Linked DNA regions of Homo sapiens: all the other regions are linked to region 1. The links are chromatin loops, found by intact Hi-C in ENCODE. Cell type or tissue: IMR-90. All regions are shown on one strand.

Region 1 (8,000 bases):
GAGATCAAGACCATTCGGGCTAACACAGTGAAGCGCCATCTCTACTAAAAATACAAAAAATTAGCCAGGCATGGTGGCAGGCACCTGTAGTCTCAGCTACTCGGGAGGCTGAGGCAGGAGAATGGGGTGAACCCGGGAGGCGGAGCTTGCAGTGAGCCGAGATCGCCCACTGCTATTAGCAGCAAAAGGATTGTAAGGATTGTTGGTGGCTTTGCATTGCATAGTGTTATTAGAGTCAGATTCTCCTCCATACTTAGGTATTTTTTGAGGGCCTGTACTTTACCCTCAATGGACATGAGACATAGTTCTTGCTTTTGGAGAGTTTTGTGAGGGTTATAATACATCATGGTTAAATAGTTCCCTTTTTTTTTTTTTTTTTTTTTTTTTTGAGACAGAGTTTTGCCCTGTCACCCAGGCTAGAGTGCATTGGCGTGATCTCCACTCACTGCAACCTCCGTTTCCTGGGTTTAAGCTATTGTCCTGCCTCAGCCCCCCTAATAGCTAGGACTACAGGCACGTGCCACCATGTCCGGCTATTTTTTTGTATTTTTGGTAGAGACAGGGTTTTGCCATGTTGTTCAGGCTGGTGTCAAACTCCTGGCTTCAAGCAATCCACCTGCGTTGGGTGTCGGCCTCCCAAAGTGCTGGGATTACAGGCGTGAGCCACCATGCCCAGCCATGGTTAAATAGTTCTGATAGTGGTTATCTCTGTGTAGGGAATCTGAGTGACTGGAGGACCGGGAAGGGAAGTTTTTTTTTTTTTTTTTTTTGAGACAGAGTCTCGCTCTACCCAGGCTGGAGTGCAGTGGCGCAATCTCGGCTCACTGCAAGCTCCGCCCCCTGGGTTCATGCCATTCTCCTCCCTCAGTCTCCCAAGTTGCTGGGACTACAGGCGTCCGCCACCACGCCTGGCTAATTTTTCTATTTTTTTAGTAGAGACGGGGTTTCACCGTGTTAGCCAGGATGGTCTCGATCTCCTGACCTCGTGATCCACCTGCCTCGGCCTCCCAAAGTGCTGGGATTACAGGCGTGAGCCACCGTGCCCCGCCAAGATTTTTTTTTTGACTTAATTTTCCTTTGTTCGTTTGGATTTGTATCATGACTGTATTATCTATTCAAAAATATAAATTGAAGTTTTAAAAAGCAATCTTAGTGATCATATAATTAAGTACCAAAGTGAACGGTATGGACCAGAGGTAGTGGTGGACTGTTGACCTGTGGGCTGAATCTGGCCCTCAGAAGGGTTTTATTTCACCGACATGGGGCCTAGCATTTTCTTTCATGGAGTGATCAACAAGTCATAAAGGCAGATTTATTGGAGGCCATGGAGGCTCAGAGGTGACTGAGGCTTTGCTGTTTGGTGCCTGGGAGGAAAACTTGTGTGACGGGGCAATCAGGAAGCCTCATTTATGGCCAGTTAGATTTGGGTGACTGGTGAGGCATGAGAATGGAAGGGACCAGCAGGCAGCTTGGAAGTCAGAATCTGGTGCAGGTGAGCAGCCAGGGGGAGATGCACACTTGGCGGTTGTCAGCATGGAGATGCATTGGGCAGGGATAAGGTGGAAATCCAGCAAGATAGGAATTTGGGCCATGTGAATGCTGGAGACCCCCCTGCCACTTCCCCTGCTCAGGCCTATTCTATGTGAATAGACAAGTTCTGTGAACAAGAAAGAGGGAAACGCAGAAGGGCAAAGACAGCTTTGAGGAACATGGAGCAGGGATGAGAAAAATCAGAGGAGCCACTAAAGGAGAAAGGGAAGCACTAGGCGAAAAGCGGGGCGGAGAGCCAGCAGGTGAGCAGCTCTGTGACTGCCCCTCCTGGATGGCCTGTAATCTAGGGCCAGAAGAGTTTTATTTTCAGGTTCAAAGAGAAAGGACCCATTTCCCCATCTTAACCCTCTTTTTTATTTTTTTGAGATGGAGTTTTGCTCTTCTTGCCCAGGCTGGAGTGCAATGGCGCGATCTTGGCTCACTGCAACCTTTGCCTCCCAGGTTCAAGCGATTCTCCTGCCTCAGCCTCCTGAGTATCTGGGACACAGGGATGCGCCACCATGCCCGACTAATTTTGTATTTTTAGTAGAGACGGGGTTTCTCCATGTTGGTCAGGCTGGTCTTGAACTCCTGACCTCAGGTGATCTGCCCGCCTTGGCCTCCCAAAGTGCTGAGATTACAGGCGTGAGCCACCATGCCCAGCCTCCCATCTTAACCCTCTTAACCCTTCAGTGTTTACATGATATCCAGCTTTTGCCTCATCCTGCCTCCCACAGATGTCCAGACCAAGATAGAACCTGTCTCTCCATGTTCTTCCGTCAACTCTGAGGCCTCCCTGCTCTCAGCCGACTCCTCCAGCCAGGTGAGCACCACCTTCCTTCCTTCCTCCAGGTTTTCCAGTGAGTTCCTCCTGACCTAGAGGTATGAGAGCTTTCCCTTCTTCAGCTCCTTCTCCTCGACACTCTTCCTGACTAATGTATCTCTGGAATGCCCCACATAGGCTTTTATAGGAGAGGAGGTCCTGGAAGTGAAGACAGAGTCCCTGTCCCCTTCAGGATGCCTCCTGTGGGATGTCCCAGCCCCCTCACTTGGAGCTGTCCAGATCAGCATGGGCCCATCCCTTGATGGCTCCTCAGGTAATGGAGTCTCCTGACACTTGGAATCCCTAGTGAGAGGCCTTTGGTCCTGACATTTCTTGTTCTTTTCTCTCACCTTCCTTCAGGCAAAGCCCTGCCCACCCGGAAGCCGCCACTGCAGCCCAAACCTGTAGTGCTAACCACTGTCCCAATGCCATCCAGAGCTGTGCCTCCCAGCACCACAGTCCTTCTGCAGTCCCTCGTCCAGCCACCCCCAGGTACTGAAGAAGGAGAAAAGGGCCGGGCATGGTGGCTCACGCCGGTAATCCCAGCACTTTGGGAGGCTGAGGCGGGCGAATCACCTGAGGTCAGAAGTTTAAGACCAGCCTGGCCAACGTGGTGAAACCTTGTCTCTACTAAAAATACAAAAATTAGCGTGGAGTGGTGGCAGGCGCCTGTAATCCCAGCTCCTCGGGAGGCTGAGGCAGGAGAATCACTTGAACCCAGGAGGCGGAGGTTGCAGTGAGCCGAGATCATGCCACTGCACTCCAGCCTGGGCGACAAAGCGAGACTTTGTCTCAAAAAAAAAAAAAAGAAAAAAGAAAAACCAAAAAATAAAAATAAAAATTAATTAATTAATTAAAAAAAAAAGGCCAGGCACAGTGGCTCACGCCTGTAATCCCAGCACTTTGGCAGGCCAAGGCAGGCGGATCACAAGGTCAGGAGATCGAGACCATCCTGACTAACACAGTGAAACCCCGTCTCTACTAAAAATACAAAAAAATTAGCCAGGCGTGGTGGCGTGCGTCTGTAGTTCCAGCTGCTGGGGAGGCTGAGGCAGGAGAATGGCGTGAACCCGGGAGGCGGAGCTTGCAGTGAGCCGAGATCGCACCACTGCACTCCAGCCTGGTCGACAGAGCAAGACTGCATCTCAAAAAAGAAAAAAAGGAGAAAAGGAGGCGGGCTGCATTGACCCTGTCAGAGAGCTTGCAGCCATTGAGGCTGCCCAATCCTTGGGTGCTCTTGTGTGGGTGTGGACACAAGGACCCCACCCAGCGCACAGCCCTCTGACCTCTGCTCACTTGCCCCAGTGTCCCCAGTTGTCCTCATCCAGGGTGCTATTCGAGTCCAGCCTGAAGGGCCGGCTCCCTCTCTACCACGGCCTGAGAGGAAGAGCATCGTTCCCGCTCCTATGCCTGGAAACTCCTGCCCGCCTGAAGTGGATGTAAGTGTTGGGGAGGAGAGAAGTAGGGCGAGTGATGGGAAGGGAAGAGGGAAGTCTTGCCATAGAGAGAACTGTGGGATGAGGAGGGAGTCGATACCTAGGAGAAAAAAGTGAGGAAACGGACCCATTAGATCATTCTGAGGGTCAGAATGGACTCCTGTTTCTATATGAATATCAACTCCAGGTAGTTTTAGGGTCCTTTAGGTTTGCTGTCACTGCAGATGGAGAAATGGGGTTGGTCTCCATAAATTAAAGGCAAGGAAGTCGTACTGTACTATACGACTACGGTCATGGCCATAGTTGGGGAGGGAGGCTGCCTCCTAGGGGAAAATCAGGTAAACTGTATAAGCAGTATAACAAGGTTAAACTTTGAACCCTACAAATGTGGGCTGACAGGAAGAAAGAGTTACGAAGGAAAGAGTTTCCACCAGCATGGAGAAAGTTCTTCCCACACTCTAACCTTTCCCACCTCTGAGGAGCAGTAGCAGGGAATGTTTGAAAGAAGGGCCCCTTCCCTAGCGTGTTTGAGTAGAGAGGAAAAACCTCTCTGGCTATGTAGGTGGGTCAGGAAGGCAGGGGAATGGCCATGTGAGCTTTGGGTAAATCATTCCTTGGGGTTTGAGAGCATAGTCTCCTTCTGCCAACTCATCTGTCATTCTTTTTTGACCTTCCGGGTGCCTAGGCAAAGCTGCTGAAGCGGCAGCAGCGAATGATCAAGAACCGGGAGTCAGCCTGCCAGTCCCGGAGAAAGAAGAAAGAGTATCTGCAGGGACTGGAGGCTCGGCTGCAAGCAGTACTGGCTGACAACCAGCAGCTCCGCCGAGAGAATGCTGCCCTCCGGCGGCGGCTGGAGGCCCTGCTGGCTGAAGTAAGACCAGTCTGTCCCTGGGAGACCAACAGGAATACAGCCTCCTTGGAATGATTCCCCTTTTTCTTGTCTCCTTCTTTGTACCTTAGAACAGCGAGCTCAAGTTAGGGTCTGGAAACAGGAAGGTGGTCTGCATCATGGTCTTCCTTCTCTTCATTGCCTTCAACTTTGGACCTGTCAGGTGAGACCTTCCTTGCTTCACTAGAACCTTCCAGGTGGAGCCCACGTTACAGCCTCCTAGCTGCCTGCTTTGGCCCAGGCCATTTCCTTCTGCTTATATACAAATGGTTCTGGTGTCCTTGGCACCGATGATGTGTCTGGCCAGCCCCTTCCTGCTCCATTATTTGTCTTTTTTTCTTGGAGATGGAGCCTTGTTCTGTTGCCCAGGCTGGAGTGCAGTGGCACGATCTCGGCTCACTGCAACCTCTGCTTCCTGGGTTCAAGTGATTCTCCTGCCTCAACCTCCCAAGTAGCTGGGACTACAGGCGCACGCCACCATGCCCGGCTAATTTTTTGTATTTTTTAGTAGAGACAGGGTTTCACTGTTGTTGCCCAGGCTGGTCTCGAACTCCTGAGCTCAGGCAGTCTGCCCACCTCAGCCTCCCAAAGTGCTAGGATTACAGGCTTGAGCCACCTCGCCCGGCCTCCTGCTCCATTATTTTTCCAGTGGAGAGTAGATGATGGTGATAATGCTGGTAGAAATAGTGACTATTAAGTGCTTACTGAGTTCTAGGCTCTAGGTGATGCACTGTCTTTTTTGTATGTAGGGACCATCCTTATTCCCATCTTACAGAGGCAGACTCAGGCTTGTATAACAGATTGCAACTCAAGCAGTCCATCTGCAGAGTCTTTATTCTTACCTAGATACTTGATACAGCTGAAATTCTTCATTGTGCTCAGTCCTTCTTTATCCACAGCATCAGTGAGCCTCCTTCAGCTCCCATCTCTCCTCGGATGAACAAGGGGGAGCCTCAACCCCGGAGACACTTGCTGGGGTTCTCAGAGCAAGAGCCAGTTCAGGGAGTTGAACCTCTCCAGGGGTCCTCCCAGGGCCCTAAGGAGCCCCAGCCCAGCCCCACAGACCAGCCCAGTTTCAGGTGAGGAGAGAGAGAGAGGGCCCCCTCTCGTTTGAGGGTATGAGTTGGTCTTCTCCCCGCTTTCAGTGAGGGGGACCCAAAGCTTTCTCTTGCCGTCATCGCCTTCTTTGTTGTGGGAGTGCTGGGCAGTCTCCAAGTGTTGTCTCCTTCCTGCTTCACTCCAGCAACCTGACAGCCTTCCCTGGGGGCGCCAAGGAGCTACTACTAAGAGACCTAGACCAGCTCTTCCTCTCCTCTGATTGCCGGCACTTCAACCGCACTGAGTCCCTGAGGTGTGGGATTCATTGCTGGGGCATCCAGCTCCCCCGGCCTCCCAAGGCCTTCTGCAGTCAGCCTGGCTGGCCTGTGTACTAAAGCGCCAGTGCTCCCTGCCCTCTCCTCACTCCTGTGGGTGGGCAAGGAGGGTGGGAATCTTGGCCTGGCATGGAGGTCCTGAGCTCCTCCATTTCCCCAGGCTTGCTGACGAGTTGAGTGGCTGGGTCCAGCGCCACCAGAGAGGCCGGAGGAAGATCCCTCAGAGGGCCCAGGAGAGACAGGTAGGGCGGGTGGCTGGTTCAAGGAAGGCCACTTGAAGACAAGGGCTAAAGGCCTTGTCTGGGGATTTCTAGTGGGCATCTCGCTGTGGAAGTTTGAGGGATCGTTTGAAGGAAGTGGAGGGTTGAGTGGGAGGTGGCATCAGCTTCCAGGGGCTGTTTGTCTCTTTCCCTTTTCCCTTCACCCTCTCCAAGTCCTTAGATACTTCTCCTTCCAGAAGTCTCAGCCACGGAAGAAGTCACCTCCAGTTAAGGCAGTCCCCATCCAACCCCCTGGACCCCCAGAAAGGTGAGTGTGGGGTGGGGTGCTTACTTATTAAGTGAAATTCCACTTTCAAGAGCTGTACCCCCAGTAGCTGTCCTGTGCCTGTCATTACTGTCACCAGTGGGATTATACCTCCCTCCTCCACTGGGGGTCTCCTGTCTTTTTCTCTCATCCTACCCGCTTCCCTGGTAGAAACTGAGCATTGGGCTTAGTTCCCCTCAAATCCTGTTTCCCCACCTGCCTAGGGATTCTGTGGGCCAGCTGCAACTATATCGCCACCCAGACCGTTCGCAGCCAGCATTCTTGGATGCAATTGACCGACGGGAAGACACATTTTATGTTGTCTCTTTCCGAAGGGTGAGTTTCTCCTGCCCTTCCATCTCTGTCACCCCAGGTTCCCAGCAGTCTGTCTTCAGTGGGGGGATGTAGAGTAGGGCTGGGGAGCTTGTTGGCATCTTTGCCTCCACCCTTCTGGCCTGGCCCATCTGTTCCCCAGGACCACCTGCTGCTCCCAGCCATCAGCCACAACAAGACCTCCCGGCCCAAGATGTCCCTGGTGATGCCTGCCATGGCCCCCAATGGTAACTCTTTCCCTGCTGGGTATGGGGGCAGTTCCAACAGGGAGATCCAGCCTGGGAGCTGAGGGGGAAGGGGGAGAGGAGCAGGGCATCCAGAGAGCTGCTGGACCCACAGGTGAGAAGCAGCAGGAAGTAGGTGGAGGGAAGAGCACCATGCAGGAGACTTGGGAGGGAGACAAGGGTGAGGGTCCTTCCCTGGTGAAGGTGCTTGGGTAGATGACTGGGCAGAGGCGGGGGGCCGGGAACCTGCTAGACTCTCACTTACTTTTTTCTCTTGATGTCCTCTCCTGTGTGACCCCACACTCAATGCCCTTTTCTTTTCCTACCCTCTCCTTGCCCCTGCACCAAACTCTGTCCCTGCCATCCTGTTTAACTCCCGCTATGGATCTGCCTCCTCACTATTGCCCTTTCTTTTTCTCTCTGCTCACCTCTACTTTTCTGACCTCCTCCCCTCCTCCCTGCAATCCCTGTTTGCCTCCCCATCTCCTCTTCCTTAACTCTCCCCTTCTCACAGAGACCCTGTCAGGCCGTGGGGCCCCGGGGGACTATGAGGAGATGATGCAGATCGAGTGTGAGGTCATGGACACCAGGGTGATTCACATCAAGACCTCCACAGTGCCCCCCTCGCTCCGAAAACAGCCATCCCCAACCCCAGGCAATGCCACAGGTGGCCCCTTGCCAGTCTCTGCAGCCAGCCAGGCCCACCAGGCCTCCCACCAGCCCCTCTACCTCAATCATCCCTGACCTCTGCCATTCACACTGACTTAGAACGGGGGGAGGGGGTACCAGGTGGCCAGGTGGGACTGTTTCAAATTTCCCTGATCCCCAGGCTTGGGGCAATTGGTAAAGGAAAGAGCAGGTGTGGGG
Region 2 (8,000 bases), 300 kb before region 1:
AAACTTCTAAATTGATTGAGATCTGTCTCAGATATTTTTGGTTTAGAGTATTGTAACTATGGTCTTTGTACTTGCCGCACTGCCTCCTCTCCGTTTGATTTACCAATGCCCAATGAAGCCATGTTTTCAGCATGCAAAACCCAGGAAAGAAATTCTACAAAACTTGCCAAGCAAGAACTCAATGTTGCACAAAACTCATAATGATAGTGCACCAGCTCATCGAGAGGGGAGCCAATTCACAAACAAGCATGAGAAAATCTAGATGAAGGCCATTTTACCAGCCCTAAAAAAGCTATTTCTGACCGGGCGTGGTGGCTCACGCCTGTAATCCCAGCACTTTGGGAGGCCAAGGCGGGAGGATCACGCGGTCAGGAGATCGAGACCACCCTAGCTAACATGGTGAAACCTCGTCTCTACTAAAAATACAAAAAATTAGCCGGGCGTGGTGGCGGGCGCCTGTAGTCCCAGCTACTGGGAAGGCTGAGGCAGGAGAATGGTGTGAACCCGGAAGGCAGAGCTTGCAGTGAGCCGAGATCATGCCACTGCACTCCAGCCTGGGCAACAGAGCAAGACTCCGTCTCAAAAAAAAAAGCTATTTCCATTTATGAATTTAACTATAAATAACTATATAGTATAAATAACTATAATTGATATGAAAATATATAAAGTTATTCAGTTGTTAATGGATACTTAAGTTGTTTTGATGTTTTGCTATTAGGAATGAAGTTGTAATGAACTTGCAATAGTTCTTGATGTATGTTCTAGAGTAGCATTGTAGTAGTAATGTAGTATGATAATGTATATATATTTTCAACCTTACTATGTTATGCTGACTTGTTTTCCAAAATGATCCTAACAATTTCTATTTCCTTCAGAAGTCTGTTGGTAGAAACATTGACCCACATCCTTGCTAGGTTTTGATATTTTTATTGTTTTTTCAGTGTGGCGTTTATTTACATTTCTCTGACTTATAATGAAGAGTTTGAAATTTTTTCACATATTCACATGTCATTTATACATGTTACTATAAAATGTTTCTTCTTGCCTTTACCATTTTTTTTCTCAGAAAAATATAGTCCTTTACTAATTGATTTGTAGGAGGCCTTTCTATGTTCTGGGTACTAATCCTTTTCATGGTTTAATATGTTGTAAGTATCTTTATCCAGTTTACCAAAAAAATTTCCTCTCTCTAGTGAGTGATTCCAATCAGCATATAAACATGCCACGGCATTTCCTTTTCCCTAAATCCAACTCTGCTAATGAATTTTTACTTCTAATCTGAAGGAAACTCTTAAAAATATTGGGCTGCACCTGTTATTTCCATTCCTCCCCATTCTTCTTCCACTCTTCACAGATCAGGCTACAGTCCACATCTTTAACTGAACTCCTTGTCACTGACATGTGTTAGCTCCATGTTGCCAAATCCAATGGTCATCTCTAGGATGTCATTTTATTCATCATATCAGAAGCATTTTATGTAGTTAACCACTACTGCATCATTGATGTATTTTCTTGACTTGTTACTAAACCTCACTGTCTTGAGATTCTCATCACACGAGAATAACAGCCAGATCTCAGCCTGCCTTGCCAAGTCTCCCATCTTCCCAACTTCTAAATGACTGAGGGCCCAGGACTCATCTCTTGCATTTGTTTCCTATGCATCTTCATTCCAGAATCTCCCATGGATTCCCACAACTAAGCACAATTCTTTGTTGAAGTTTCTCTAACTTACATTACTAGCCTTGACATGTTGCCCATAGCTTTGAAGCATGACTTGAAACCAAGCTTTGCATATTTCTTCTGTCCTTTTTCAAATAAGTTTTGGCTATTGTAGATCCTTTGTATTTTCATATAAATTTTAGAATTGTCTATTGCCACAAAGAAACCCAGTGGGAATATTGATCAAGATCGTGTTGAGAACTGTTATTTCAAAAATATCAATTCTTCCCAAATCAAAATATATTATATCTCTTTACACATTTAGAATTTTATCAGTTTCTCTCATCAGTATTTTATAGTTTCACATCACACATCTTTCGGTTCAGTTTATGTCTAAGTATTTTATGTTTTTATTGCTGTCATAATGAAGTGATTTTTAAATTTTATATATGATATTCTGCTGTGGTGTATAGAATTACAATTTGTTTTTGTATTTTACCATTGTTAAATTCACACATTCTAGGCATTTTCAATAGCTCTCTTAGGGTTTTATATATAAGCAATCAAGCTTTCCAGGCTGTAATGTTTACTGTTTGCCAAAAGGAGTCTGAAATTATGTGAAATCTGCTAGGCTTAAACTAATTTTTAAAATAATAAAAGTTGAAAGAAAAATCCAGGTCAATTTAAAAAATAAAGAATATTTTAAAAATAGTTTCCCATGCCCAATTTTATGTTAAAATACAACCAGACATAGTTAAATGTTTTATATATGGTCATGAAACTAAATTGTCCCCAATTATTTTCATATTCCAGTTCATATCAATTTCAATGGCTAGGCTATCCTTTGGGGTATAGTTTTCCTTTCATCCTGCTAACCCATTAATTATCCTTTTCTACGTGTCCACAAATGTCAGAGGTGTTTGAGCCGGAGCAACTCCATCTTGAATAGGGGCTGGGTACAATGAGGCTGAGAGCTACTGGGCTGCATTCCCAGGAGGTTAAGGCACTTTCAGTCACAGGATGAGATAGGAGGTCTGCACAGGATACAGGTCATGAAGACCTTGCTGATAAAACAGGTTGCAGTTAAGAAACGGGCCAAAACCCACCAAAACCAACATGGCCACAAGAGTGACCTCTGGTCATCCTCACTGCTCATTATATGCTAATTATAAAGTATTAGCATGCTAAAAGACACTCCCACCAGCGCCATGACAGTTTACAGATGCCATGGCAACATCCAAAATTACCCTATATGGTCTAAAAAGGAGAGAAGCCCTTAGTCCAGGAATTGCCCACCACCTTCCCGGAAAACTCATGAGTAATCCACCCCTTATTTAGCTTGTAATCAAGAAATGCTAAACCTACATGAAGTATGAACGATTCCTTACATTCCATTCCATGCACCACATCCTCCCTGAAGATTGTCTTGATTCCTTCATAGTTATTGAATTATTATAATATTAGTGCCTATGTTCTCTACTCTCAAAAGTGCAAATGACATTAATAACTGAACTTATAATATTTTCTGCTTTGCTACCTTAAGAATGAGTGCCTGGTATTGCGACGTGATTACAACGAATTTAAGACAATGAAGCAGTCCTCTCTCCCTATCTCCCTCATATCCTCTCTGGCTCTCTCTCTCTCTCTGTCCTTCTCTCCTCCTCTCTTTCCCCCGCATTCTCCCAGGGTGGTTCAGTGGCAGAATTCTGCTGGGACCTTTAAGAGAGAGAAGCATATTCAGCAGCAGCAGCAGTTTTCCTATTCCTGCCCCCATCCGCGGCTTTGAACTGAGTTTACCACGAAATACAAAAACACAATTTTAGAAAGAAAGATATTGGCAGTTAAGATTTGGGAAGTTTCTAAATGGGACTCTCAGTCCTTCCCGCCACTCTGAAATCGCGGTGCAGTAGTAAAATCTTGGAGGCGGTTCTTGAACAAACCTGTCATCTACTGGCCATGTGTGGAACTGCAACAGCCCGGTGGGGAATGCACTTCGCAGAGATGGAGATCCTCTCAGAGGCCCCAAGAGGACCAAGTAAAAGAACCCAGGATGAATGGCAGGCTGGATGGGTGCAAATGCAGGAGGCTTAGTATATCGGTATGATTTTCTTTGCCTTCTTTCTCCCAATATTTGGAAGGGTCCCCTATTTCCAGTGTGAGACATGCCCGGATATCTCTGTGAGTGCAGCTTCTTTGGGGTCCTGGGAGGAGTGTGATGGTATTAACACATTCTGTACACCCTCTCCCCGCAATTCCCCAAGGGGGCATCTGCATTAGTTTTGGAGTCAACTGAGGTGGGTTTCACCGAAGCTTACATCTCTTCCTGGGAACTTTAGTCTTATAGGCTCCCACCTGCAGTAGAATCAATTTTAGGTAATTTCATCATTTTCAAAAAATAATAGATGATCATTGTGATTGTCTTAAACTTCTGTAACTCTTTCATAAAAGTAAATTTAAAAGTAAAAATTTATTTTATTTTATTTTATTTATTTTTTGAGACAGAGTCTCACTCTGTTGCCCAGGCTGGAGTGCAATGGCGCAATTTCAGCTCACTGCAACCTCCGCCTCCCAGGTTCAAGTGATTCTCCTACCTTAGCCTCTGGAGTAGCTGGGATTACAGGCGTGCACCACCACGCCCAGCTAATTTTTGTATTTTTAGTAAAAACGGGGTTTCACCATGTTGCCCAGGCTGGTCTCAAACTCCTGACCTCAGGTGATTCACATGCCTCGGCCTCCCAAAGTGCTGAAATTACAGGTGTGAGCCACCACACCCAACCTAAATTTTTTAAAATTAAAAGTTTTAGAGGAACTGGTTTGTCAGACACTTTTTGTAAAGTATATGACAGCCATGTATGTAAAGAGCTCAACTTAGACTGTAGGTCAGCCAGAACTAAGAATACCTCAGTCCTCCATCCCTAAATGTTTGGGCATTTTCCTATTCAGAAGTTCTACTGCCTGCCCTTCCTCCTTTCTTCTCTTTTCTTTCTTTTCTTCTTTTTTCTTTTCTTTTCTTTCCCTCCCTCCTTCCTCCCCCCTCCCTCCCTTCCTCCCTTTCTTCCTTTCTTCTTTCCTTCTTTTTGCCAATCAAGAAAAATGGCCAGAGGTGCAGATTGAACCGTGGCCACGCTGTGAGGAAAGGCCTCCGTCCTGTGAGCACCACCCTCCCCTCACTGGCCTCGGGAATCCCAGGCCCCCCACTCACATCTGGGGGAGGAGTCGCAGGGCTTCTGCAGGTGCTCTCTCTCCTCCAGTCAGTCAGCAAACCGAGGGGACTGTGGAGGACAAGCCACTGTGCCTCCAGGAGATGAGAGCTGCTGATTTTTCTTTCCTTTCCCTGAGGAAACGATACCTGTATAAGTCTCACTGCTGGGAGACTCCACAAAGTAATCATCTTTCTGGTGAGTTGATCTAAGAGCTCTCAAAACATCTTTCAACCAGGTCCCCAAGAAACAGCTGATGGCGTCGCCTGAACTTCTCCATATTCATAGCAACACTTTCCTGACATTTCTTGGATTGACCTTGATTTCTTATCTTCATTTCTAATCTCCTCTATTTTTCTATCCACCTTCTTTCCAAGACCTTCCATTCCCAGTAATGACACCTAATAGCTATAAAGGGATTTTGTATCATGATTATATTCTTACTTTATCCTTACAACGATACTTTAATGTGAGCCACCCACATACTATCCCTGTGTAAAAACTAAGAAAATTGAGACCCCTGGAAAGAACAGACTTACCCAAAGTAAAGCTTGCCCAAATGTATAGCAAAGCTAGAATGAAAATCTCAGTCAGCCTAAACTCAGGGCTTCTTTTGTCGTCTAGTGGCTGAGGGAGTTATGAATGTGGGTCACAGGTGACCGCCGCATTTGAAGAAGAGTCTGTAAGTGAATCGACTTGCGGAACATCCTTGAAGCCGACAGTGAGCCCGTCTCTGCTGCCCTCTGGTGGCCAGGCAGATCCATGACTCCCCTCTCCTGTTCCTCCTGCCCTCGCCGGATGCTTGTTTTTCCCTCTCCTCAGTTCTAGCAGCTTATGCCTTGTTTTCCCGCTTCTCCTGGAGGTGGACTCTAGTCAGAATGCAGAGATTGTGACTCCTTTTTTTCTCTCCCACACACCAACATCTTCCTGCACAAAATGACCTCCCATAATATGTAGCATAATTTAGGACACAGTTCTCAGCACAGGCAGACCTCTGAGAAAGTGTATGCAGATGATTTGTGAGAACACACACACGCGAGTGTAAACGGAGCTTCTTTACGCGGTGAGTTGGCGCTGATGTGACTGACCATAAAAAATTCAAATAATTGCAGCATTTGGTACCATAGAGATGATACTACAGAATGCATGCAATGAGCGGCATCTTTTCACACATTCAGGTGTATAAAGTAAATTTCTATATTTTCCTATTACGGATTTTAATTTGTATGCCAAGCATTATTATGTCTTCTGACAGAGGAGTTCATCTGGTAATTTCCAGATAAATTCAGGGGCTTTCACACAATTAATTTAATAGCAGCCTCTCCTTCACCTGCCGTGTGATTTCTAAGTTCTGAGGTGGGAGGCGGAGCAGGGCTGGTGTAGAAGTCTCTCCTCACATTTGCATCATCAGCTCCCACAATATGTCACTATCGCGTCGTGTTTCCTGGTCGTCACTGTCCTTCCCACAGTGGTGACGATCACTGTTATGTCCTTGATGCCACTCTCCTCTTGCTGGAACATTCCATCCCAGCATTTTAGGCAGCAAACTTTCATCCCACTGTTGGAGCCTTCCAGAGTCTGCCACTTCTTGCCTTGGAGAACTTTTCCTTTGCTGCCACTCTGAGAGGGACATCTGTGGGCATCGCTACCATTCTGGGAACCGGAGGTGAAGTGGGGTTCATTCCCCTCTACTCCAATTGAGAGAGAACCAGGGTAAAGAGACCCTCCTATCCTCGTCCATGTTTAATTATGTTTCTCTTCTCTCCAAATCTCTCATCCTCTACAGTGAGGGGAGGGTCTTTGTCTAGACTGAAGGATGGAGGGGGAAACCCTTACATTAAGAATCGTAACCGTAAGTCAGGGGACCCAATTATGGGCTGCTCATAATGGGAGGGAAAGAAACTTAAGGAAAAAATCGGCTCAAACCTTGTAACATCATAATGCTGCATATGCTTTTATCATTACATTGACATGAAAATCTGCAATTAAATTAAAAATTGTTCTGGAGAACTCTTGAAATCCTGAGACTATATCTGAGACCCCCTCTAGCTCAAGGAACACAGACTTAAGGGGAACGTAAAGGAAAATCTGGCAGAAACAAAAACACACACAAAATATGCCTATCATTATACTCTTCATGCCCAAATATTATGCTGAGAAGGTTATTACATTTCTTTGGTAAACATCTGAGAGTAATTAAACCTTTTATTACTCAGCAAAGGGAGATAAAGTACCTGAGTAAAAAGAGCAATAAAGTAGCCCACAAGGGACCTTGGCCCAGAGCTCTGATCCTGGAGAGGGCAGTTCCTTTCTCTGGGTCTCTGTTTTCTCATCAGTGGAATGAGGGATGGCACGTTTGATATTCAGTTTTGCTTCCAACTCCAGCCCGATGAGTGCCATGCTCTGGTGGAGACTTGGCACTAGTTGGGAATCTTTGATGTGTGGCAAGGTGGAGGGAAGGGTGGATAGCACCCGCTGATGTGTGGGACGGTGGGGTCTGTGTGAGGACCTAACTGGGGGGTTGCAGATGAGGCCTCCATGAAGGCCTTGGCTTTCTGGGGAAGGTGAGAATTGCCAGTGTCATGATTTTGTGTGCACGTCTGCAGAATTCACAACTGAACCCAGCCAAAGTCCACTTGTCCCCGGAGTTTCACTGTTGAGAGGATTATAGCTGTTAGGAGGTGAATGTGCTATTCTGATTTTCAGAATGCAATCTCATTTTCACAGGGCCTCCGGGATTTGGCTCTGCCTTCAACTGGGGTGAGACGGCTTAAATCCTCCTTCACCCAAAGTCCTGGAGGAGGCCTCCACACTCTCTGGCTCTCCCACAGTTCTGTCTTTGATCAGCACACCCCAGGGCTCTGACCTGTTTCTGACCACCTGCTATGTGGATGAAGATACATCTGGGGCTAAGTGAGAAGACCCAGTAGCACCAGGTTTCGCCCCAAAGGAGAGAGGGAGACACGTGAGTGGTTTGGATTCCCTGGTGAAGGATGGCCACGGGAAGCTGGGGACATTGTCTCAGATTACAGAGTAGGACATACGGACAGAATCAATGTCCTTTAGGGAAATGCTGCCACCTGTTACACTGCCTCCCACTTACATTTATATCCCACTGCGCAGTCTTCAAAGTGCGATTGT
Region 3 (8,000 bases), 56 kb before region 1:
TCTGTCAAGGAAGGGACACAACTGGACAAGAAGACTCACCCCTCTGCTCTCCGGAGCTGGTCTCTGGCCCTGGGGGCGGGGTGGAGTTTTTAATCTGAGGAAGTGGAGAGAGAAAGTTAACAGGGATTTTTCTCCTCCCATCTTCCACACCGTTTTCCAAGGGCAGAAGCCTTCAATCTTCCCTAAGCAACACCTCCAGTCTCTCACCTGGGATCCTGGGGCTTCTGGCTCCCTCGCCCATAAAGCGGGACAACCTTCTCTCTGCTGATCCCAGCTTTACATACTGGACACTCTTGCCGTTCTGGCCGTGTCTCCAGCCACTGGGGAGAAAAAAGGTGGTTTCCAGTATACAAGAGGGTCTTACAGCTCCTCAGACCTCCCCATTTCCCTCTTCATCTCCTGAGTACGCACCTGATGAAGACATGGCCAACTGGATGGGGGAGAAAAAAAAAAAAAGGTCAAACTAGCTACAGAAAAGAGAGACACAGACCCTAGACTTCGCAGAATCCCATCTAACCCCTCTTCCCAAGCAACCTGCTGTTGCTTTTCAGATTTTCTGCAACCTCTACCATGCCAGCCAACTTAGTTAGCCTTCCTGCTTGTCTGATCTTCCAACACCTAAAGCTCTGTCCATCCTCAACACACTCAACCCTCTCCTTTCTCCTCTCCCCAACAAACACATACAAATTTTCGTGCCCTCTCTTTTCTGCCTTTCAAGTTAATTTCTAATTTCCTTCAGCCACCTCTTTCTGGGTCTCCTCTTTTCAACCCCAACCCCATCACTCCAAACCAAACCCCTTTACTAGCACATTCCCCCATTACTCACTTTCAAGCTCAATAATGTCCCTATCTTTATGACCCTTTAACCTTTCAAGTCTGCCTCTCCACAGTGCCCTTATACCAGCCCCCTCCCAGATCTCATCTGAATGTGATCCATATTTCCTGGTTCTCCCCGACTCAACTGATGCGTGCCTCCCTTAACCTTTGTGTCTCACTTGTTTCCACCTGCACAGCTAAGACCCCTCACTTCTCTGGGGTAAGGTGGCTCGGGTCTCACATTGTCCTGCCACTCCCCGCCCCACCTTCTCTTCTCAGCACATCACGTGCCTCAGCTCCTGGTTCCTAAGACCTTTCTTTCCACAGATCTCGACCGTTATACTCCCACCCACACATACCAGCAAAGTCTTATGTCTCCTGTCGGGCTTCACCTATGGGAACGTGCCCTCCGATTATCTGTATGACTGTATGATTATTCGCTCCTAGCCTCTCCAGTATATAAGCGAGACCCACCACCTCCCGCCCCCCTCCTCGATTCTCACCAGTACAGGTGGCCACACACACTGACCACAGCTTCCCGAGCAGTCTCCAAACATATATTACATTCGAAGGTCGCGCCCGCCCCGCCCCGCTCGCGATTTGGCCCTTCGGGGCCCCCGTCCTCCTCCTCCGCTGCTGCCATGGCCGGTTTTGTTTCGCCCCACGTACCCTTCAGTCCCCCCAAATACACATACACACGCCCCAACAAACCAGAAACCACCTCCTGCCCACGATCGTTGGGCAGGCTTCAAGGTTTCCTAATCACTATTGGTCTGAATGCCTGCCAGTCACAAAGAATTCAAAAGAAAGGATTGGCCCAAAGGGTAGGGGCGGGAAAAGGTTAGTGCAGTCCTGCCTTCGCACAATGGCTATTGGCTGATACGGTCTAAGTCAATGTGCAATGCCAAGGGATTGGTAATAACTCGCTACACGCTGTCGCCTGGCCAAGGAGGGCTTTATTCGTCTGAGTAGTTGTCAGTCATAACCAAAGCCATAAGCAATTTGCTCGGGACTACCTATAGACCTCGCCCACTATAAGCCCCTTTCTTTCCTTCGCTTCCTCTTTTAGAGAATGTCCGGATTGCTATTGGACTTTGGAGCGTATGGCTCCAAATCAACTCATTGGCTAAAACTTGACGGAAAATGGTGGTTAGGTAAAACGCGCCTGCGCAGCACGCGGCGGGACGGGGGTGGGCCAATCCTGTGAGGGTTTAACCTTCTCTTTTTCCACCTCTTCACCCCTATCTTGTCGCCATGGTGACTGCTCTACAATTGGCGAGGCTTGCACTTCAAAGTCCTAGGCTCGCTTCATCCGGGTCCTTCAGCTGTGGACTTTCTGCTGATTGGGCCTTTTCCTTTTCCCCTGATTGGCCGACATCGGGAAAGACGGCGAAGAGCTAGGAAAAGAGGGAAAACACTAGGGTCGCAGGGTTCAAAATGGCTCCAACCTCCTTTGGTGACGTAGAGAGCAGAACTTGGGTCTGCCCCTCCCTTTTAGTTAAGGGAGCAGAACTGGGATTAGCCCGACGTTTGGATAGTGGGAACATCGATCTGCGGCGCTGGTGTTAACCCAACTCATTCGGCTGGACGACTCAGCCCTCCCCATATTAGGTGATTTACAGAGCAAAACTGAACTAAAGGCCCACCCCTTTCTTAATGTTGTACACAGAGTAGAACAGGATTGACTTCAACTCCGTTTTAAACCTTCAGAGCAGGAAAGCTCTGGGCTCAACCCCTTTGTGAGTGGTGCAAAAGGGACAAAGCCCGCCCCTTTTAAGGAGACCCGCGGAGGCTAGACCCGCCCTTTCCTCTTTATAATTTGCCCATCAGAAATAGGGTCTTCTTCCCAGGTTGGACCCCGGGGAGTTTGGGCTTTTCCTACAATCACTGACCCTCACTGTGACTAAAGGAGCAGAATTAGGTAACAGTCCTCCCACTACCAATCCTCTTCCCGAGGGCATGTAAACTAATGCAGGGTAAAGGTGTGGCTAGAGGGGGGACCTTGATAAAAGATCCCATGTGACTCAAGAGTAAGGAAAGATGAGAAGTTAGCAGTTGCGTAAAGAAGGACTGGGGCAGATGAGGATTCAGGAAGCTTGAGGTTTAGGAAGGAAGATATTGAGAGGGAAAGGTGGAAATGAAGGAGAGTGAAGTGATGGAATGATCCTAGTAAAGGGATAATGGGAGTGGAGGAAGAGAAGAGGGGGTGGAAAACTAGATACATGGCTACCAAATTAAGGAGGCACGCGCATTCCAGAGGAATCGGCATTCTTCCTCACTTTTTATTTTTCTAGAAAGCACCCCTGAAGCCAAATTTCCATTGGAAGAAAAGATGTACCCATATTGTATGTTGTGAGAAGGGGTTGTCTCAGCTTGGGCAAGTAAGGAGACTGATACGAAGGAAGTAGGAAAGAAAAGGTACAGAGGTAAAAGAGCATGGAAAAGGAAAGGGTCAGGGATAAGGCCAAAGAGATCTCTTCTCTTTAAAGGCCAGAGAAGGCAGGTGGAGGGGGGAGCTGGACTGCTGGGAGATAGTGAGGGACAAAGGGCAAAGGAAACCAGACCAGAGGACTGGAGAGTGAGATGGAGTGAGATGGAGTCCTGGAGAGAAAAAGAAGAGAGGTGAACTTAATGCTTGTCATATGGTAGGTAGATGCTTGATAAATGTTTAGAATTGAATGGGTACGGGAAAAGGGGTCCTTAAGAATAGTTGGGGGGAATAAGCAGCAGATAACCGGAGTTGAGAAAAAAAGAGACCAAGTAAAAGTGGCAGTTAAAAGAGAGCTGATGGAGAATAAAGGAAGGAATGTGCGGAAGGAGGAATACAGCACCAGGGGATCCAGAGCTGAAAGGGAGTTAGAGAAAAAAAAGATGCAGCTGGAGCCAGAGATGGGGGCAAAGACCGAGGGAGAGCCCTGGGGCGGGGCTCGCAAGAGGACACTGGTAGATGTGGGGAGGAGATGCCAGAGTTTCTGGGAGACGATTGGCAAAACAGGCTGCCCATCACCGCCCTCCACTTCCTGGCCGGCCCCGGAAACCAGCAGGCGTTGGGGAGGGGTGGCGGGGGAATAGCGGCGGCAGCAGCCCCAGCCCTCAGAGAGACAGCAGAAAGGGAGGGAGGGAGGGTGCTGGGGGGACAGCCCCCCACCATTCCTACCGCTATGGGCCCAACCTCCCACTCCCACCTCCCCTCCATCGGCCGGGGCTAGGACACCCCCAAATCCCGTCGCCCCCTTGGCACCGACACCCCGACAGAGACAGAGACACAGCCATCCGCCACCACCGCTGCCGCAGCCTGGCTGGGGAGGGGGCCAGCCCCCCAGGCCCCCTACCCCTCTGAGGTGTGGGCGGGAAAGGGATGGGAGGAGGAGGGAAGAGGGTGCTGAAAGCGACTAGGATGAGGGGAAGGGGAGAGATTGGGTCTGGGAGGGCCGACTGGGGGAGAGGGTTGCTGGGGAAAGGAGAGGGGCCGACTGGGAAGAGGGTTGCTGGGGATAGGAGAGGGGACCTGAGAGGGAGGAAGGATGGAAGAGACCTGGGAGGGAGGAGAAATGGAAACCCTTGTGAATTTGGGACTGGGAGCGTGCACAGGGAATCCTGGAGAGGGAATTCCCTACACCTTCCCCAATTCCTTTTCTTGCCCTTTGACCCCACATGACTCTTGAAGGGTCATGAGGGGAGAAGGCCAGCAGAATTTGCCTCTTAGGAATACCCTTAGGTGCCTCTGTTTCCATCTAGGCACAGGACCTCTTGTTTCTCAGTGGCCTTCCACACTGCTAGACCCTTACTGACACACAAATGCCTTATGGGAGCCATGTTTTCTACATTGAGTCTGTGTGCCTTTGACATGTTTAATGGCTTGTGTGCAACTAGGTTGTCCCAATGCTATCCATAGGCTGTGTAGAAATGGTGTGTTATTTTCTATCAGAATTGCCCATTCTTCATTCTTGTGTCCATGTCTCACATCCAGTTTTGACATGTTTTAAGTACCGCATGTGTGTGAGTTTTCATATATTGCACCTGTTCTATAATTTCATGTTACTTGCACATTTTATGTTTTGGCATGTTTATTTCAGCATGTGAAGGTTATATACCTTATTTTGCTTTGGCTGACATGTCCATGGTCCTACCATTTGCAGTAGTCTTCATGTGTGGGATCCCATGGCTTGGCTGAATACCCCACACTCTGATGTCTGACTGAATTGGCCTGTTTGCTGTGTTTTCCCAGTCACAGTTCACAGAACACATGTGTATGCGCCTTTGCATGATACACTGATGTAACAGGACCATAGAATGTGTGTTATAAATTTGTCATCAGTATATTTTGTGAGCCGTATGCTCATTAAATTTGGCCCTCCATTGCATTTCTAAATCCTTGGACTTTTGTTCTCCAAAGAGGGTCACTTAATATCAAGTGTTAAGAGAAGAAGGTAACTGGGTCTCCAGGTCTGCAAAGAACCATCCCTGCATGCCTTACCTTGGTGACCTCCCTGGCCCATACCTCTCTACACAAACATTATCTTTCCAGTGGCTGTGTACAGTCTGTGTCCATGAGCTCAATGCATGTCACAGGGTCAATCCTGCTGTGAACCCCATTGTTGGTATTTATTTATGGACATTATCCTCCATTCTTTGCACTGTTGGCACACATTTGATGAGAGCAGCATCTTTCCCTGTGGCATCTTGATCCCATTCGGTACATTTCTCTTGTGAGATGACCTCTTCCTGATTATTGTTACTCTGCCTTCATTATGGCTATGTATTGCATGTATCTATTCAGAGTCGGTTACCATTAGGCTTGGTGTGTTCGTTACTTTCTCAGTGACTTCTTTTAGTAGTCACTTCTACTCAAGAGGATAACTATCTAATTTGTGATCAGAACCGCCATCTCTGTCATTAACTGTGGCTCTATGGGTGGGTATACAGCCTTAGAATCTGTTCAGCAAGTGTTTATTGAGCACCTACTCCATCTCCTATTGTCCTGGCACTGGAGATAAGACAGAGTCCCTGTCCTTAAGCTGCTTACAGCCTAAGGAGGGAAACAAAAACGCCAGTCAACACATAGTGTGTTGTCAAGATCAGTGGTTCTTAAATTCAGGCGCACATCAGACTCACCAGAGGGCTTGTTGAAATACAGATTGCTAGCCAGCCACGATGGCTCACACCTGTAATCCCAACAGTTTGGAAGGCTGAGGCAGGAGGATCGCGTGAGTCCAGGAGTTCAAAACCAGCCTGAGTGACAGAGTGAGAAAAAGAAAAACAGATTGCTGGACCTAATGCCCAGAATTTCTGATTCAGTAGATCTGGGGTGAAGTCTAATAATTTGCATTTCTATACTTCGAGACCCGCTGATCAAGATAAAAGTGTAAGGAAAGCACAGGCCTGGAGGGGTTCAGGCAGCCCTCCAAAAGGTGACACTGAGCTGTGTGAGGCAGGAGAAGAGACAGGCATTCCAGCCAAAGGGAACAGCATGTTCAAGGTGGGGAAGCATGAAAGATCATGGTGTCTGAGGAACTGAAGTGAATCAGTTTGACTGGAACAAAGAGTTTTGTGAGGATGTGGTCGAAGATGTAAGCAGAAGTCAACTTATCAAGAAGAGCCTTTAGGCAAGACAGGGAAATGCTCTGTGTTTCAGAAAAATCTGTGCTAACAGAAAAATCTCTGTGGTTGCTACGTGGAAGATGGATTGGAGGGAGTTGGGAGCCTACTCCACATAGTTCAGGGGAGAAATGATGCTGTTCTGAACTTGTAGGGGCAGTGGGATGGAGCAGCTCAGAAAGCCTACGGTATTCCAACTGGCAGGGTCTCCTGTTTCCTCTATTGCCTGTTACCTTCTCGCTTGGCAATAGGCTTACCTTTGAGCATAGCCCTTCCCATCATGGGAAGACAGTGCCTGTGGCCTCAGTAGGAATGACAGGTATTTGCCTGAACACCCTTTTTGTGAATTGTTACCCTGCCCCCAACACTGGGGCAGAGTGGAGGAAGGAGGAAGAACCTAGAACACAGGTTCTGTGTTCCTGCCTCTCTTCCTCTTGAGCCCTTTCCTCTCCCAGGGCAAGTGCTGTTAGGTCACCTTTACTCCATTCCCTCCTTTTTTCACTTGGTGAGGCCTCACACACTGTACCTGCCCACGCAAAGTGTCACTAGAAGGAAGGGAAAGGGTAGTAGGATTCGTTTGCCTGTCTGGAGGTAGGATTGGTCTTTGTAGCTATTCCAGGTATGTCCATAAGTTTACCTAGGAATAGGGGAGCTGCCTGGGTGGAGAGGGATTTTTCTAGTTATGCATTTACATTCTTTTATCTGTCACTGGGTGTAATTATAAATTTGTGTCTATGTGTGAACATGTTAGTCTTTGTATGACTGTGTGTCTGTTGGCATTAGTGACACGAACTTTTAATCTTGCCATTTGGCCCTTGGGTATATGGCTGTGAGTGTTCTGTCACAATCACCATATATGCTGTGTGCTGTGTTCGTATATATATATGCAATACATACCAGTGTCAGCGTAATGGAGTGGTTAGGAACACAGGCGGCTTAGATTTAACCTAGAAACTGCTGTTTAGGAGCTGTATGACCTCAGGTAAGTTATTTAGCCTCCCTGGGCCTATTTCCTATAAAATGTAAATAGTAATAGTACTTTCTAGACTATCATATGCATCATTTTAAGAGTTTAACTTAATGTATAGACCAGTACTGTTCTACAGAAATATAATGCAAGCCACAATGTAATTTTTTTATGGTAGCCACATTTTTACAAGGCAAAAAGAGTGAAATTAATTTTAGTAATATATTTTCTTGAATCTGATAACATCCAAAAGATTATAATTTCTTTTTTTTTTTTTGGAAATGGAGTCTCACTCCATTGCCCAGGCTAGAGTGCAGTGGCGTGATCTTGGCTCACTGCAACCTCCGCCTCCCGGATTCAAGCGATTCTCCTGCCTCAGCCTCCCGAGTAGCTGGGATTAAAGGCATGCGCCAACAGGCCCGGCTAATTTTTGTATTTTTAGTAGAGACGGGGTTTCACCATGTTGGTCAGGCTGGTCCTGAACTCCTGACCTCGTGATCTGCCCACCTCGGCTTCCCAAAGTGCTGGGATTACAGGCGTGAGCCACTGCGCCCGGCCCAAGATTATAATTTCAAAATGTAGTCAGCATAAAAGATTAGTAATGGATATCTCACATTTT

Evidence for each region. Peaks named below come from ENCODE experiments on the same cell type or tissue, not always from the same donor. Only the 100,000 strongest peaks of a DNase experiment are listed, where the experiment ranks them.
Region 2: it touches region 1 in a loop (15-fold over the local background); 5 of 110 quality-filtered maps call a loop at or near these places.
Region 3: it touches region 1 in a loop (3-fold over the local background); 28 of 110 quality-filtered maps call a loop at or near these places.

The regions. Positions count from the first base shown.
Region 1 is chr6:32,115,616-32,123,615 of GRCh38, reverse strand. It overlaps ATF6B (activating transcription factor 6 beta), which reads left to right. Exons shown (of 18, transcript NM_004381.5): 6 at 2,268-2,353; 7 at 2,492-2,627; 8 at 2,714-2,845; 9 at 3,659-3,792; 10 at 4,475-4,660; 11 at 4,750-4,841; 12 at 5,578-5,757; 13 at 5,922-6,029; 14 at 6,212-6,293; 15 at 6,509-6,579; 16 at 6,801-6,912; 17 at 7,052-7,136; 18 at 7,648-8,000. The coding sequence ends at 7,877. Among named protein-coding and RNA genes, the nearest start is that of ATF6B, 8.6 kb to the left of the region's middle. RefSeq lists a silencer at 4,430-4,724. In IMR-90, CTCF peaks have their summits at 4,094, 4,631 (motif pointing left) and 6,699; a DNase peak (open chromatin) is centred at 4,595; H3K27ac peaks cover 279 bases.
Region 2 is chr6:32,411,232-32,419,231 of GRCh38, reverse strand. No RefSeq gene overlaps it. Among named protein-coding and RNA genes, the nearest start is that of BTNL2, 8.1 kb to the right of the region's middle. RefSeq lists silencers at 4,386-4,534, 4,731-5,006. In IMR-90, CTCF peaks have their summits at 3,612 (motif pointing left) and 5,607 (motif pointing left); a DNase peak (open chromatin) is centred at 5,601; H3K27me3 peaks cover 1,850 bases.
Region 3 is chr6:32,171,971-32,179,970 of GRCh38, reverse strand. AGPAT1 (1-acylglycerol-3-phosphate O-acyltransferase 1) reads left to right here and starts at 3,887. Exons shown (of 7, transcript NM_006411.4): 1 at 3,887-4,157. RNF5 (ring finger protein 5) reads right to left here and starts at 1,566. Exons shown (of 6, transcript NM_006913.4): 1 at 1,320-1,566; 2 at 412-430; 3 at 208-320; 4 at 40-94. The coding sequence starts at 1,459. It overlaps MIR6833 (microRNA 6833), which reads right to left and starts at 155; the gene lies at 95-155. RefSeq lists an enhancer at 1,278-1,806. In IMR-90, a CTCF peak has its summit at 3,663; DNase peaks (open chromatin) are centred at 1,690, 2,090, 2,840 and 3,790; H3K4me3 peaks cover 3,820 bases; H3K27ac peaks cover 2,830 bases.